Regions from separate parts of the Mus musculus genome. Here region 2 is linked to region 1. The links are chromatin loops, found by intact Hi-C in ENCODE. Cell type or tissue: heart. All regions are shown on one strand.

Region 1 (8,000 bases):
TATATCATCTATATTGCATCCTTATATTTTGCATAGTTGAGAAATTATATTATTTTTGAACACATGTTTTCAGAGTTCTTTCCCACAGCCTTAAGAGCTGTCCTGAAGGCCTTAGTGTTTTCCATTTTTTTTTGCTAAGAACCTAGAGGCACCCTCACCTGTCTCTTGCTTATCATGGAGTCTTTAATCTTTTTTTTTTTTTTTTTTTTTTCGAGACAGGGTTTCTCTGTATAGCCCTGGCTGTCCTGGAACTCACTTTGTAGACCAGGCTGGCCTCGAACTCAGAAATCCGCCTGCCCCTGCCTCCCGAGTGCTGGGATTAAAGGCGTGTGCCACCACGCCCGGCTCGGGAGTCTTTAATCTTAACAGCAGAAGCATTCCCTGAAGGCGGAACATGAAAATATGCACATTATTATACAAACAAGCATTATGCCCTCAGCAACCATTGACACCTGTATAGGCCCATGCATGCTCTGATGGCTCTGTTCAGGGGTGGGAACCATGTCATGCTGTCCCTTGAATAGCCAACCTGGGCTGGGCAGTGGATTCCTATCATAGTCTCCATCTCTTTGCAAAAAGGAGCTTCTTTGATAAGGGATGTGAGCTTTACTTACCCGTGAGTATGCAGATGAGTATCTAGATGCACTTAGAAATTATATTGGTTTAAGAGAATTGTAGTACAGGTTCTTCTACTCTACTGTCTATAGTCTCTTCAGCCGTGGCTACTTAGCTAGGTCTATACCAAATTTACCAAGCTAGAATTCCTTCCTATTGAACGGGCCTTAAGTCTTCCTACTAGACAGCTGTTGATATAAAAGTGCCACACTTGAACTTGAGGGCTGTCTTGCCATGCTGGTCATCGTGGTTGCTCTACCCCTTTGGGAGCTTGCAGAACACTGTCAGATACTGTGAGACCCCAGCCCCAAGGAGGAGCTTCCAGGGCAGATCTACTTTTATCCAACAAGGCCTTGTGTTCACAGTGTGGTGTTTTCAGCAATAGGATTCTGTCTTCAAATCCTGTAAGGCAACCAAGGGCTTGGGCCCACTTGACCAAAAACTGCAAAGGATTCTCCATTGCATGATATTAGGATTTTTGGTAGATTGTCTGTATCTCTTGAGGAAAGCATTATCACTCACTGTGATATAACTCCACTAAAAATAGAAAAAAATCTAAATATGCATATATGATATGTATTTTTAAGTTAGTATATAAAATGTCTCCTGTAGCTTTAAAAATATTCTTTTTCTTTTTCCTATGACACATCAATAGCTCATTACTTTATTTTGTATATTAACATGTGGTCCAGGTTGAGCTGCTAAGTGCAAAAGACAATAGAGGAGAAAGGAACTTCAAGCTCGTGAAAGGGCTACAGGGTAACACATAGAGTAAGTTCTACTCCACCCTCCTCCCTACTTCAGATTGCATGAGCGTCCGCTACGTTCATGAGATAAATATTAGTGCCCAGACTGCACAACTCATGGAAAGACTGAGACCATTGAGCCATACTCTTAAAGGAGATGATGAAACTCTAACACTGCCCTGCCTTTCCCTCTGCTTCCTGCTCCCACTAACTTTCTACCATGGTGGCCCAAAACAACACTGCAAGCCTCCATAGGAGAGAATCTCCAAAACGAGAGAGAGAGAGAGAGAGAGAGAGAGAGAGAGAGAGAGAGAGAGAGAGACCAGAGAGAGAGAGAGACCAGAGAGAGAGAAACCAGAGAGAGAGAAACCAGAGAGAGAGAAACCAGAGAGAGAGAAACCAGAGAGAGAGAAACCAGGGAGAGAAACCAGAGAGAGAGAAACCAGAGAGAGAGAAACCAGAGAGAGAGAAACCAGAGAGAGAAACCAGAGAGAGAAACCAGAGAGAGAGAGAGAGAGAGAGAGAGAGAGAGAGAGAGAGAGAGAGAGAGAGACAGAGAGAGACAGAGACCTTTTCTCTTTTTAAGTTGATTGTTAGGGTGTTTCTTCCACTATCAGAACCCTGGCCAGTCCACTTTCAATATCCTAATCAATATATTCAAAATACTGTAGCGATAATTTCCAATTAAAGTGTATGTTTTCCATTCTGGAACTCTTACTGCCATTTCTTTCTCCTTTGAACCTCTATGGAACTTAAGTTCTGTCTTGAGTTCTCTATTTTCTGCTCTACTACACCTTTAATGGGCCACCAAAAAATAATAAAGCCTTAAATCAGAAAGAGATTTTTGAAAATATTCTTAATGTTATTTATCTTTCCTTTTGCCTCCTTTTCTCAGTTAAGTTTCTTGCCTCACCCTCTCATAGCAACTATGTCCCACCATCCCGCTCTCTGGGGCTCCTCCCCTCCTCTCTCCATGGCTGTTTTCCGTTTTCCTGGCTCTTGTAATTACTTCAGCTTATATATCCACACCTTTAAAAGACCAATACAAGGAGAAACGCAGGGCTGCAGAATTAGAGGGTGACAATATGATCTCGCAGAAAATGTTTTGAAAGTCTGTGCTTGACCAACGAGTGTTTTAGGGGGTGTCGTGTATGCAGCTATGAAAAACGATCAGCCATGTTAGCAACATTTTATTGTTCTCAATTCTGGGGACAGTACGCCGAAGTATCCTGGAAGATGCGTGGCTGCCGTCAGTAACCTGAATATTTTCGGATATCTTTTCCTCAGTGATGTGTAAATTTTTTTTAAAAGACATGATAAATGATACAAAGAAAATCCTTACCAGCTCTTCCTAGCCTGAAGAGTAAACCTGCAGGCATCCACCTTCCTTTTTACAGTTAGCAGGATGGTTGGTACCTGAATCTATGCATCTATCTCGTTCTCCAGCCCTTTCTGCTCTGGTTTCCCTAGCGACAACCCTGCAGGTTCAGGGCCCAGAGCTTCCGTTACTGGACACAACGCCCGCCCCGCCCAGCCTGTTGCTCCGCAGCAAAGCTCCAAGACCACCAAGGGAGCCATGTTCCTCCTTCTTTTGCTCTTTTTGCATCTTAAAGGGCTGCAGGCAGGCCAGAGTGAGTACAGAGATCAAAGCTGCTACAGGCTTCTAGCTTCTGGCTTTTGAGGGGCAGAGGCGAAGTCTGCAGCCCCCTGCTCACTGAATTAGCTTTGCTTTCCTTTTGCTCCCTTTTGGCTGCAAAGCATTCCCGGAGTGGGAATGCTTTCTTATCTGTAACTTAGATAACAACGAATGGTATCCGGGCTCCCAATTCTGTTACCATGTATGTAAATGGTAGTCTTGACTCAATTCATCACTACAAAGAAACTGACTTTTTTGTTTGTTTTGGTTTTTGTTTTTTTGTTTTGCTTTGTTTTCCGTTTAAATTCCTGGCTTGGCAACTGCTGCCCTCTAGAGTCTTTCTCGACTAATTTCTTTTAAAATTTTTAATTATTATTTTTTTTCATATTCTTTCCCCTCCCTCAGATCCTCAATACCGCCCTACCCACTCAACTTCTTCTTTTTTTAAATTGAAGTCTTGCTCTTGTTTGCATTGCTTATAATTTCACATATTGTAGAACTACAGAAAAATGACTTTAAAAACAGTGAATAAATACTATTCTTTTTTTTAATTAGATATTTTCTTCATTTACATTTTAAATGCTATCTCAAAGGTCCCCCAGACTCTCCCCCCTACCCCACTCCCCTACCCACCCACTCTCACTTCTTGGCCCTGTCGTTCCCCCATATTGAGGCTTATAAAGCTTGCAAGATCAAGGGGAATCTCTTCCCAATGATGGCTGACTAGGCCATCTTTTGATACATATGCAGCTAGAGGGGTACTGGTTAGTTCATATTGTTGTTCCACCTATAGGGTTCCAGACCACTTTAGCTCCTTGGGTACTTTCTCTAGCTCCTCCATTAGGGGCCCTGTGTTTCATCCAATAGCTGACTGTGAGCATCCACTTCTGTGTTTGCCAGGCCCTGGCATAGCCTCACAAGAGACAGCTATATCAGGGTCCTTTCAGCAAAACCTTGCTGGTGTATGCAATGGTGTCAGCATTTAGAGGCTGATTATGGGATGGATCCCCGGGTATGGAAGTCTCTAGATGGTCCATCCTTTCATCTCAGCTCCAAACTTTGTCTTTGTCCATGGGTGATTTGTTCCCAATTCTAAGAAGGGGCAAAGTGTCCACACTTTGGTCTTCATTCTTCTTGAATTTCATGTGTTTTGCAAATTGTATCTTGTATCTTGGGTATTCTAAGTTTCTGGGCTAATATCCACTTATCAGTGAGTACATATCATGTGAATTCTTTTGTGATTGGGTTACCTCACTCAGGATGATGCCCTCCAGGTCCATCCATTTGCCTAGGAATTTCATAAATTCATTCTTTTTAATAGCTGAGTAGTACTCCATCGTGTAAATGTACCGCATTTTCTGTACCCATTCCTCTGTTGAGGGGTATCTGGGTTCTTTCCAGCTTCTAGCTATTATAAATAAGCTGCTTCCATTTTGTGGAATAGTTTGTGAAGAACTAGAATTAGATTTTCTTTGAAGGTCTGATAGAACTCTGCACTAAACCCATGTGGTCTGGGCTTGTTTTGGTTGGGAGACTATTAATGATTGCTTCTGTTTCTTTAGGGGATATAGGACTGTTTAGATCATTAACCTGATCTTGATTTAACTTTGGTACCTGGTATCTGTCTAGAAATTTGTCCATTTCATCCAGGTTCTCCAGTTTTGTTGAGTATAACTTTTTGTAAAAGGATCTGATTGTGTTTTGGATTTCTTCAGGATCTGTTGTTATGTCTCCCTTTTCATTTCTGATTTTGTTAATTAGGATGCTGTCCCTGTGCCCTCTAGTGAGTGTGGCTAAGGGTTTATCTATCTTGTTGATTTTCTCAAAGAACCAGCTCCTCTATTGGTTGATTCTTTGAATAGTTCTTCTTGTTTCCACTTGGTTGAATTGCCCCTGAGTTTGATTATTTCCTACCATCTACTCCTCTTGGGTGAATTTGCTTCCTTTTGTTCTAGAGCATTTAGGTGTGTTGTCAAGCTGCTAGTGTGTGCTCTCTCTAGTTTCTTTTTGGAGGTACTCAGAGCTATGAGTTTTCTTCTTAGAAATGCTTTCATTGTGTCCCATAAGTTTGGGTATGTTGTGGCTTCATTTTCATTAAACTCTAAAAAGTCTTTAATTTCTTTCTTTATTCCTTCCTTGACCAAGGTATCATTGAGTAGAGTGTTGTTTAGTTTCCACGTGAATGTTGGCTTTCTATTATTTATTTTGTTATTGAAGATCAGCCTTAGTCCATGGTGATCTGATAGGATGCATGGGACAATTTCAATATTTTTGTATCTGTTGAGGCTTGTTTTGTGACCAATTATATGGTCAATTTTGGAGGAGGTACCATGAGGTGCTGTGAAGAAGGTATATCCCTTTGTTTTAGGATAAAATGTTCTGTAGAGATATGTTAAATTCATTTGTTTCATAACTTCTGTTAGTTTCACTGTTTCCCTGTTTAGTTTCTGTTTCCATGATCTGTCCATTGATGAAAGTGGTGTGTTGAAGTCTCTCACTATTATTGTGTGAGGTGCAATGTGTGCTTTGAGCTTTACTAAAATTTCTTTAATGAATGTGGCTGCCCTTGCATTTGGAGCATAGATATTCAGAATTGATAGTTCCTCTTGGAAGATTTTCCCTTTGATGAGTATGAAGTGCCCCTCCTTGTCTTTTTTTGATAACTTTGGGTTGGAAGTCGATTTTATTTGATATTAGAATGGCTACTCCAATTTGTTTCTTCAGACCATTTGCTTGGAAAATTGTTTTCCAGCCTTTCACTCTCCTCAGAGTAGTAGACAGGTAGCATCTGTCTTTTTCCCTGAGATGGGTTTCCTGTAAGCAGCAAAATGTTGGATCTTGTTTGTGTATCCAGTCTGTTAGTGTATGTCTTTTTATTGGAGAATTGAGTCCAATGATATTAAGAGATAGTAAGGAAAAGTAATTGTTGCTTTCTATTATTTTTGTTTTTAGAGTTGGCATTCTGTTCTTGTGGCTGTCTTATTTTAGGTTTGTTGAAGGATTACTTTCTTGCTTTTTCTAGGACATGGTTTCTGTCCTTGTTTTTTTTTTTTTTTTCTGTTATTATCCTTTGAAGGGCTGGATTCGTGGAAAGATATGTGTGAATTTGGTTTTGTCATGGAATACTTTGGTTTCTCCATCTATGGTAATTGAAAGTTTGGCTGGGTATAGTAGCCTGGGCTGGCATTTGTGTTCTCTTAGTGTCTGTATAACATCTGTCCAGGATCTTCTGGCTTTCATAGTCCCTGGTGAAAAATCTTGTGTAATTCTAATAGGCCTGCCTTTATATGTTACTTGACCTTTTTCCCTTACTGCTTTTAATATTCTATCTTTATTTAGTGCATTTGTTGTTCCGATTATTATGTGTTGGGAGGAATTTCTTTTCTGGTCCAGTCTATTTGGAGTTCTGTAGGCTTCTTGTATGTTCCTGGGCATCTCTTTCTTTAGGTTTGGGAAGTTCTCTTCTATAATTTTGTTGAAGATACTTGCTGGCCCTTTAAGTTGAAAATCTTTATTCTCATCTACTCCTATTATGATAGGTTTGGTCTTCTCATTGTGTCCTGGATTTCCTGGATGTTTTGAGTTAGGATCTTTTTGCATTTTTGCATTTTCTTTGATTTTTGTGCCCATGTTCTCTATGGAATCTTCTGCACCTGAAATTCTCTCTTCCATGTCTTGCATTCTGTTGTTGATGCTCGAATCTATGTTTCCAGATTTCTTTCCTAGGGTTTCTATCTCCAGCGTTGTCTCATTTTGGGTTTTCTTTATTGTTTCTACTTCCCTTTTTAGGTCTTGTATGGTTTTGTGCAATTCCATCATCTGTTTGGTTGTGTTTTCCTGTTTTTCTTTAAGGACTTGTACCTCTTTAGCAGTGTTCTCCAGTATTTCTTTAAGTGAGTTATTAAAGTCCTTCTTGATGTCCTGTACCATCATCATGAGATATGCTTTTAAATCTGGGTCTAGCTTTTCGGGTGTGTTGGGGTATCCAGGACTGGCTGAGGTGGGAGTGCTGGGTTCTGATGATGGTGAGTGGTCTTGGTTTCTGTTAGTAAGATTCTTACATTTGCCTTTAGCCATCTGGTAATCGCTGGAGTTAGTTGTTATAGTTGTCTCTGGTTAGAGCTTGTTCCTCCCATGATTCTGTTAGCATCTATCAGCAGACCTGGGAGACTAGTTCTCTCCTGAGTTTCAGTGGTCAGAGTACTCTCTGTAGGCAAGCTCTCCTCTTGCAGGGAAGGTACACAGATATCTGGCTTTCGGACCTGCCTCCTGGCAGAAAATGAAGGCCCGAAACAGGGCCTGTTCCAGAAGCTGTGTAGCTTCTGTAGTCGGCACTCTCACCTACACAGACTAGTCTCTGAGAGATCCCGGACCAGAGATGGCTCCCTCAGGTTCTCTGGCAAAGCCCTCCTGGGCAGGGTGGACACTTCTCCTCTGGCAGGGAAGGTACCTGGATGTCTGGAGCCCGAAATGGGGTCTGCCCCAGAAGCTGTGTGGCTTCTGACTGTCCCAGAAGCTGTTAGCTTCTGTAGTCCACACTCTCATCTGTGCAGACTAGTCTCTGAGGAATCCGGGAACCAAGATGGCTCTCCCAGGTGCTCCCCCCACTCAACTTCATAGTCTTTCTCTTGCCTTAAACAAAAACCTCAAAACCAAAGCAAAACAAAGCAAAATAAAAGGAAAAAAAACTTAATAAGATAAAAAGTACCAAAGTAAAACAAAGAAAGCACACAGAAAAAAAAAATGAAGTTCCTTTACTGGCCAACTTCTCCTGGGCTGGGGGCTTCCCGGAATGTGCCTGATATACCTAGGGTTGTCAGCCCATTGGAGAAAACGGACTTCCCCTTCCTTAATAATCATCATTCTTTCAGCATGAGTCTATATGTTCCTAAGCCTTTTACAACCCTGGCGTTTGGTATTTGAGTAGTTTAGCTGTGTAGCTGAGAGGAGGAAGAAAAGAGAGAAGAGGGAAGGAGAGGAGGGTGAATTAGCAACAATTTAAT
Region 2 (8,000 bases), 350 kb before region 1:
TTTTGCAAGATTTATGTGTAGCAAGAAGTGAGAATCACAAATTTGTCTTACCTAAGGTTCTTTTTGTTGAGTGTTTGCGTCTCTGCACTGCTGGGATTGGAACCCAGGGGCTATTGTGTATGCCAGGCAAGCACTCTGCCACCTGGGCATATCCCCAACCCTCTCTTGGTTTTGTTGAGTCTGACTTGCTGTATAGCCCAGCGTGGCCTGAAGTTCAGCATCCTCCTACCTCTGTCAGTGAAGTCTCATGACCTCATCCAATTAAATTTTACAAAGCACAAGAGTCTTCTAAAACAAAGGCCAAATAGAAAAGAATATGGTTTGGTCTTGGGTCTTTTGGGTTAGGTCTTGGTCTTGGTGCTTTGAGCTTATACCATCACGCCCAGTGTCTTAGCCACTGCTGCCATGACAATAATACCACACCCAAGACAACTTATTAAAAAAAAAAAAAGCATTTTCCTTTTATATTTGAGGGGGCAGGTCATGGTTCCCCATGACCGTCATGCCGTGGTGGGGAGAATGGCAGCAGGCACGGCCCTGGAAAAGTAGCTGAGAGTTTGTTTGTCGATAGCTACCACACACAGGCTGGGAGAGAGGGAACTAATTAGGAATGGCTGGATTTCTGAAACTTCAGGGAAAGTCAAAACCCAGGGACACGCCTCCTCCAGCAAGGCCACACTTCTTAACCCTTCCCAAACAGTCCTACCAGCTGGGAAGCAGGTATTTAAATATACCAGCCACAGGAGCCATTCTCACTGACCTTCCCCCTTCTCTCTGGCCCCCAAAGGCTTGTAGCCATGCCACAGTACAGAAATACATCTAGTTCAACTTCAAAAGGCCGGTAGCCTTTCAGTCTCAAGACTGTTTCAAGTCCCACGTGTCTTCTGAGACTCAAGGCAATCTCTTCATTGTAACTCACTGTGAAATCAAAAAAGCCAACCACATATTTGGAAAATACAGTGCACATAATATACATTACTGTTCCACAAGGGAGGAAGATAGCGTGAGGGGGAAATAGCAAACTCTAGTCTGTAGCCCTGTGTCCCATTGCCAGCGGGTTCTGATAGCTCTTCCCTTGCAACACACTTCTTGGGTGGTTCCCCTCCTTGTCTGCGCTCTCCCCTGCAGATAGGACACACCCAGCCAAGGCCTCTGCAGGTCAACCCAGGCTTCACTTTCACAGTTCCTTGTGGTGGCCCCTCAGGGCCTCCACGCAGGGATCCCTCTGCCACACAGCTGGCCTCAGTGGCTTTCCTTATTAACCCCTGAGGACGATTACACAGCCCCTTTATCCTGTATTCTCCATGATGCCAAAGCCAGAACCCTGTGGCCGTTGATGCCAAATTCTGTCGCTTGCTTGCAGTGGCACCTGGCCCCCTCCTTGAATGAACTGCATCAGCATAAGCTTTGATTTACGGATGCCTTTCAGAAGCAGATAGCAGCAGCCTTAGGCTTTTTTCTCTTCACAAGCTGCAGGATTATCCAGAGGGTCTCAGGGTAAAAGAGCCTTTGTTCCATTTCTCCATATCTCATTTAGCGCAAACCGCAGCTCCAGCGTTCAGTTTCCTGGGTGTCCCTTTTCTCCCCAAACTATACATTTTGTATTCCTTTTTGCTGCACTTTTCTCTTATTAACATAGATCTGCATAAGAGGGGTCACTAATGACCACATGGCATAATCAATATTAGGCTGTCCTGAAATCTTCTCTGCCAGTGAAACTAATCCAGAGCATGTCAGTTAGCCTCAGGAAGATTTTCACAACAAGGGTGAAAGCAGCCATGTTCCTTGCTTAAACTGTTACAAGCGTGGTCTCTAGGCCAGCTGCTGTATTTGTTCCATCTGAAGCCTTGTGAGCTGGGCCTCCCTGTAGAGTCTTCATTGCTCTCAATACTTGTTTTCCAGGCTCTGACTAGAGTGGCCTTTCAACCCTGTACATAAGTGTTCAGCCACTTTCCCATGGCCTTCCATATTTCTCCAAAACCCTCAACATGGCCAGTCCTGTCTCAGCGGGAGCCCACACCCTCATCCCAGCTCCTGTGTCAGGCTGCTGCGGTCAGTGACTGACCAGTACCTGTGAAATCTTCACATGCTAGCCAAGAGCCGAGACTAACCTGGCCCAGGGCCTCGTACCGTAGGGCACTTACATCACTCCGGAAGAAAGACCATCTTTAGGTCCCATGCCACATGAGTGCTCTTAAACTTTGCTCACTGAAAGTTTAGAACTCTGAGCTAGACCGAAAACAGTATTAAAGATTTGACTCCCTGGGTGGTGGTAGCACGCGCCTTTAACCCCAGCACTTGGGAGTCAAAGGCAGGCGGATTTCTGAGTTCGAGGCCAGCCTGGTCTACAGAGTGAGTTCCAGGATAGCCAGGGCTATACAGAGAAACCCTGTCTCGAAAAAACCAAAAACCAAACAAACAAAAAAAGATTTGACTCTTTGTAGGTAACAGTTTAATGTGTGAAAACTCATGACCTGCTGCTAACCCAGGAAAGCAGGTATAAAGTCACTCCCTGAGCGGGCCACTCCCTGCAGCCTCTTCCCTGCGCCCACCTCAGTTCCCACTGTGTTCATTTCTGTGCTGCATCTGATGTCTGAGACAGACAGCCTGCGCAGAGGAAGGGGTTACAGCAGACTGTGGTTTCAAGTAAAACAGACGTAAAGGAATCCTGTGGCACTCGACAGTGTTTTCAGTAAATACTGACTGGGGTAATGCTTACATACTGCAGCAAGGAGGTGTTTAGCTTTAGTTAGTTAGTTTTTTATGTGCTTTTTAAAGACTTTTTTTCTTCATTAATATAGTGTCATTTCCAGCCATGTCACACACACACACACACACACACACACACACACACACACCCTGCACTCCCACCCAAGGAAACCAGTTAGAAAGGTGTGAAGGCAATAAGGAAGTTGGTTTTGGTGTCCTCCTGAGGCAGAATTAAAATGTTCTCTTAGCAGGAGGACTCAGCATTAGTTTCTACTTTTCTGAAATCGGCCAGGTTCGGTAACGCTCATATGCTAAACTTCCAATGGACACAAGAGGGCAGACTGGCCATTCCTCCTGCCTGCGGGTGGACAGCTCATGGCCAGCCAGGGCCAGCCAGCTCTTTGCAAGCTTGCCTCTGTGGACTTTTAACAGCAAACAGGAGTTCAAATCGAGAATGCCATGCCACCTCCTAGGATAGCTTGAGGTTCTGCGTTGGGACGTCTGGGCCTGTGCTGGAGTTGCCCAGCCTTCACCAAGAATGAAGGAACCCACTCCTTGGACTAAGTATAAAAGTGACTTTCTATGTTTCAGGCATAGAAAAGGAGACATGCCAGAAGATGGAGAAAGAGGAACTGGCTGTGCATGTAAGTTCTCAAGCGTGGAGAGGGGGTGGGGGTAACCTGGGTTTCTTTTGGTGTTTGGGAGCCCACAGTCATTTGATAAATAAATTCTAGTTAATATTAGGCGATGAGGAGGGGAAGACATATATGGCTGCCTAGATGACGCTGCAGGCAAAGCGCCAGCTGCCCCTGCCTGGCCTCCAGAGCTCAGTCCCCAAAACCCAAATAAAGGTGGAAGGAGCGGATGAACTCCACAGCTGTCTTCTGACCTCTGTGTGCACGCCGTGGTACACATGCCCACTCACACATGCATCTCTGTGTTTCTTCATCCACGGAACTCACTGTTGGTGCCTGATGTTCTTTCCAACAACCGCTAGCCCATGTGACTACCAACAACTTGAACTGCTACTCCTAATCGAGATAGATGCCTAGTATAATGTGAAATACGTCCAGCCTTTGAGGACTTGGTATGCAAACAGGGAATATTTACTTAAGTGTTCCAGTAACTTCTTATATTGTCTCCTAATAAAATAACATTTTGGATATGTTGGGTTAGCTTGCTATTAAAGTCAGAATTGTAATGGTAGCTCACACCTTGCAGTCCAGTTCTTGGGAGGCTGAGGTGGGAAGAATGGCCCCAAGTTTAAGGCTGTCCAAGATTCCAGAGCAAATATTTTAGTTACTTTTCCATCACTGTGATTGAACACCACAAACAGGGCGGGGGGGGGAAGGGGCTCATTTGGGGAGTGCAGGATAGTGGAACATAGGTGGTGAGATACTGTCCATGAGGGTGGAGCAGAGCGCAGGTAGCAGGCAGCAGGTAGCAGGTAGCTGGAGCTCACAAACTGGAAACAGAGAGTTCACTGAGGATGTCAGGAGACTCTTGAAGTCTCAAGCCTTCCCCTAGTGACACACCATTTCCAGCAAGGCTGAACCCTCCCAGAGAGCCATCTCCCTTTTCTGGTACCAGCTCCAGCTCAGGCCCTTACTCTTCCTTCCTCCATGATGGTTCCTCAGCCTCTGTCTGCAGAGACCTCAACAGTTCGTTTTTCACTTGACACAGGGTTTCTCTGTGAGCCCTGTCACTGTGTAGACCAAGCTGGCCTTGAACTCAGAGATCCTCCTTTCTCTGCCTCCCAATCCTGGAGTTAAAGGCATGGGCTACCATGCCTGGCTGACCTTAAACAGTTTTTAAGAGCAATGGCCGGTTATTATTTTTTTGTCTTCTTTTTGTGTGTGTATATGTGTACATGTGTATACATACATATGCCTATTGAGGCCCACATTGCTATGAAGAGTTTTCCTTTTTCCTTTTTATCTTTTTTGAGACAGAGTTGATCTGTGTAGCCCTGGCTATCCTAGACCTTGCTCTGTAGACCCGGCTGGCTGTAAACTCAAGAGATCCTCCTGCCTTTGCTTTCTGAGTGCTGGGATTAAAAGTGTGGATCACCACTGCCCACCAAAGATCAGATAGATTTGCCATGTTTGCTTATTTAGGCATGGAAGTTTGTAATGCATATTAGAATCATTGCCAAAATAGTTGAACAGATCCACACAAGGCATCTAATATGAATGGAAGGGTGATCAATGTTCTTGAAAAAAAAATATTTCATAGAACACATCCCCAGAAAACACCAGAAAAGTGAGGCATTGGAGCATGCTTCCTCCACGTCTGGGATTGTCTGGTAACAGACCACTTGACAAGTACATCCTTCCTTCCCATAAGAAGAAAGCCCCCCTAAGGGATTTGTCTGTTCCTCCAACAGAGGCTCACCCCAGGAGTCAGTAGAATAGTTTTCATTAGCAAATACTGTAACTAGATTGCTTATTTAAGGTTTTCCGGTTTCTTCTACAAGTACATTTTTGAAAGGTTTGATCTTTTTTGGGTGAGGATGTTACTCACCTTCGGTGAGGGCCGTTTGGAGTTAAGTAGCTGGAGAGTGACCATGTTAAATACAACCCCTGTCCCGCAGGGACTGCTGGAGTCCTCTTCAGAAAAGGCCCCCGTGTCTGTGGCCTGTGGGGGTGAGAGCCCCCTGGATGGGATCTGCCTCAGCGAAGCAGACAAGACTGCCGTGCTCACGTTGATCAGAGAAGAGGTAAAGTTGTTCTTTCTCAGTCTGTAGAAGGTACCGTCTCTGTTGACTTGCCTCTCCTCAGCCTGGAGGTTCCCGTTCTCTGTGGCCTGTGTGACTCACATAAAGGGCTCCCGTAGACTTCCGCAATGGTGCTGGTGTTCAGCGAGCTGACGTGCTGTGGTATTTGTAAGACCCGTGCATTTCTCTGCCCCCTGCTTTGCCACATATGCCCATGCCTAAGAATTGTGGGCGTTTAGCAACAGGAATTCACACACCCTCTAAGAATGTCAGCGTCCCAGTTTCTGTTCTGAGGTCCTGAAGAACCTCTGCTCTAAGTGGATGGTGCCTTCCTCGTCTGCCATACTTCTGTGCTGTCTTTGGCATTTGTGTTTGGAGTTTAAGGTCCCGTATGTTGCTCCAGTGACTGGGGATGCCAGGTAGTCCAGTGGTCAGTACTTGGGAGCTATGCTCAGGAGACAGAGTCTTGTTGGTGAGAAGAGTTGCTGTGTCTTTCTCCCAAGAGTTAAGCTATGAGTTGATGCATAATAATCCCAAGGAAAGCTGTGTCTAGTCAGCTGAAGCACACAAGGAAGCCTCTAGGTTCTTTTTGTTTTCTAAAGATTTGTTTTTGCTTTTTGTATATGTCTAGTGCCCACAGACATCAGAGGGAGCATCCGATCCCGAAGCTGGAGTTAAGGCAGTTGTGAGCTGCCATGTGGGTCCTTTGCAAGAGCAGCCAGTTGTCCTAACCTCGGAGCCATTCCTCCAGCACCATCTCTAGTCTTTTTTGGGGTGGGGGGGCGTGGGGTGGGGGATCGAGACAGGGTTTCTCTGTATAGCCCTGGCTGTCCTGGAACTCACTGTGTAGACCAGGCTGGCCTCAAACTCAGAAATCCTCCTGCCTCTGCCTCCCAAGTGCTGGGATTAAAGGCGTGCGCCACCACGCCTGGCTCATCTTTCTATTCTTGAGATCCTTAGTATAAGCACAGATGTAGAAGATGGACTGGTTGGGAAGAAGGGAGCACTTAGGGAGGATGGTGAGGGGAGCACTTAGGGAGGATGGTGAGGGGAGAGCACTGGGCGTCCTTTCCATCCCTGTGCAGGACGAGCAGAACTGAGACATGGAGAGGAGATTTCTGGTATGAAGATATGAAGGAGACTTCTGGTCAGAGTAGCAGGAATTGCATGTACTGATAGTCACACAGTGGGGTGCACCCCAGCCCCTTTATCATAATTCAGTTCTTATCAAGCACTGAGAAATCACAATAGAAAAAGATTGTGTACGTCTGTACACGTGGTGGTGAGTGTGAACCCAGCACTAGGGTGGCTGAGGCAGGAGGATCACAAGTTTAACGCTTTGGGTTTATTCTCACTCAGAATAAAGACAGAAAAAATTCAAAGAAGTTTTGAGTACCACTGGAATGGAGGAGCTGGTGGTGGCTTCATCACAGCATCCTGTGTCGCTGAGAGTGGGCTTTCCTCGAAGCGTATGAACACTGTGTACAAACGCTGAGAGGCGCTGCATTCCTAAATGTTAATTGACTATCCTGTGCCAGACTGGATCATGTGTTATTTATCAGTTTCCAGTAGATTGAAGAGGTAAAACAAAGCTTTATTGTAATCTAGATAATCACTAAAGAGATCGAAGCAAATGAATGGAAGAAGAAATACGAAGAGACCCGGGAAGAAGTTCTGGAGATGAGGTTAGACTGGTGCGGGGTGGGGCTTGGGGATAAGGTTAGACTGGTGCTGATAACAAAACAAGTTTTAGTATTACAGCTATAATACATTTCTTTTTTTTTTCTTACTTAGGAAAATTGTGGCAGAATATGAAAAGACCATTGCCCAAATGATTGGTAAGGAGGAAGGTGGTATTTTGTTTTGTTTGTTTGTTTGTTTGTTTTTTGTGGTTGTTATTTTTTGAGCATTAGCCATGAGTCTGCTCAGAGTGCTGTAACAATAGACAAACACTTGTTTCTTACCATTTTGGAGTCTGTGTCCTGGCAGATTCTGTGCCTGGAAGGGCCGTTCCTCCTGCACCATTCCTGGAGGAGAGAGCTAGCTGTCTAGAGACTTACTTTCCTCACTTGCGTTTAGAGATATTTGATTTGTTTCGAACTTTATTTTTAACTCTGTACCTGCATGAGATCCTTTGAGCCGGGTGCCATGGAACCCACATGAGGACTTGTTTGGTGGAGAACTGCCTAACGTGGGTAGTAGGAGCTGCGCCTGGGTGCTCCACAAAAGCACTGCATGCTCTGCACTTCTCAGCCATCTCTCCAGACCCTCTCTGGCTTGTTAAAAGCAGCACGTCACACTTGTACACAGTCTGGGGAACGGTGGGGACCCACTGTGCTAATTTGTACATGAAGACAGTGGCCGGTGCTTAAGCTATTACATACAGCCAGCCTTTGCATTTCCTTAAACATTTGTCATTTCAAGCCCCACTCTCTGGAGGCAGAGACAGGGCGATCTCTGTGAGTACAAGGCCAGTCTGGTCTACATAACAAGTTCCAGGCTAGCTAAGGCTACATAGAGAAACCTGTCTTTAAAAAAAAAATAAAAAAGAAACAGAAAGGAAAGGAAAGGAAAG

What was found. A loop is a pair of places that touch in the nucleus more often than their neighbours do. Peaks named below come from ENCODE experiments on the same cell type or tissue, not always from the same donor. Only the 100,000 strongest peaks of a DNase experiment are listed, where the experiment ranks them.
Region 2: a loop joins it to region 1, with 20 times the contacts of the local background. A loop is called at or near these places in 5 of 42 quality-filtered maps.

What each region holds. Positions count from the first base shown.
Region 1 is chr8:24,818,932-24,826,931 of GRCm38, reverse strand. Adam5 (a disintegrin and metallopeptidase domain 5) reads left to right here and starts at 2,563. Exons shown (of 21, transcript NM_007401.3): 1 at 2,563-2,992. The coding sequence starts at 2,938. In heart, a CTCF peak has its summit at 3,320 (motif pointing left); no DNase peak of the experiment used is centred here; H3K4me3 peaks cover 1,105 bases; H3K27ac peaks cover 596 bases.
Region 2 is chr8:25,166,625-25,174,624 of GRCm38, reverse strand. It overlaps Tacc1 (transforming, acidic coiled-coil containing protein 1), which reads left to right. Exons shown (of 13, transcript NM_177089.5): 6 at 3,301-3,353; 7 at 5,303-5,428; 8 at 7,034-7,110; 9 at 7,220-7,263. Among named protein-coding and RNA genes, the nearest start is that of Mir8108, 11 kb to the right of the region's middle. In heart, a CTCF peak has its summit at 3,032 (motif pointing right); a DNase peak (open chromatin) is centred at 3,114.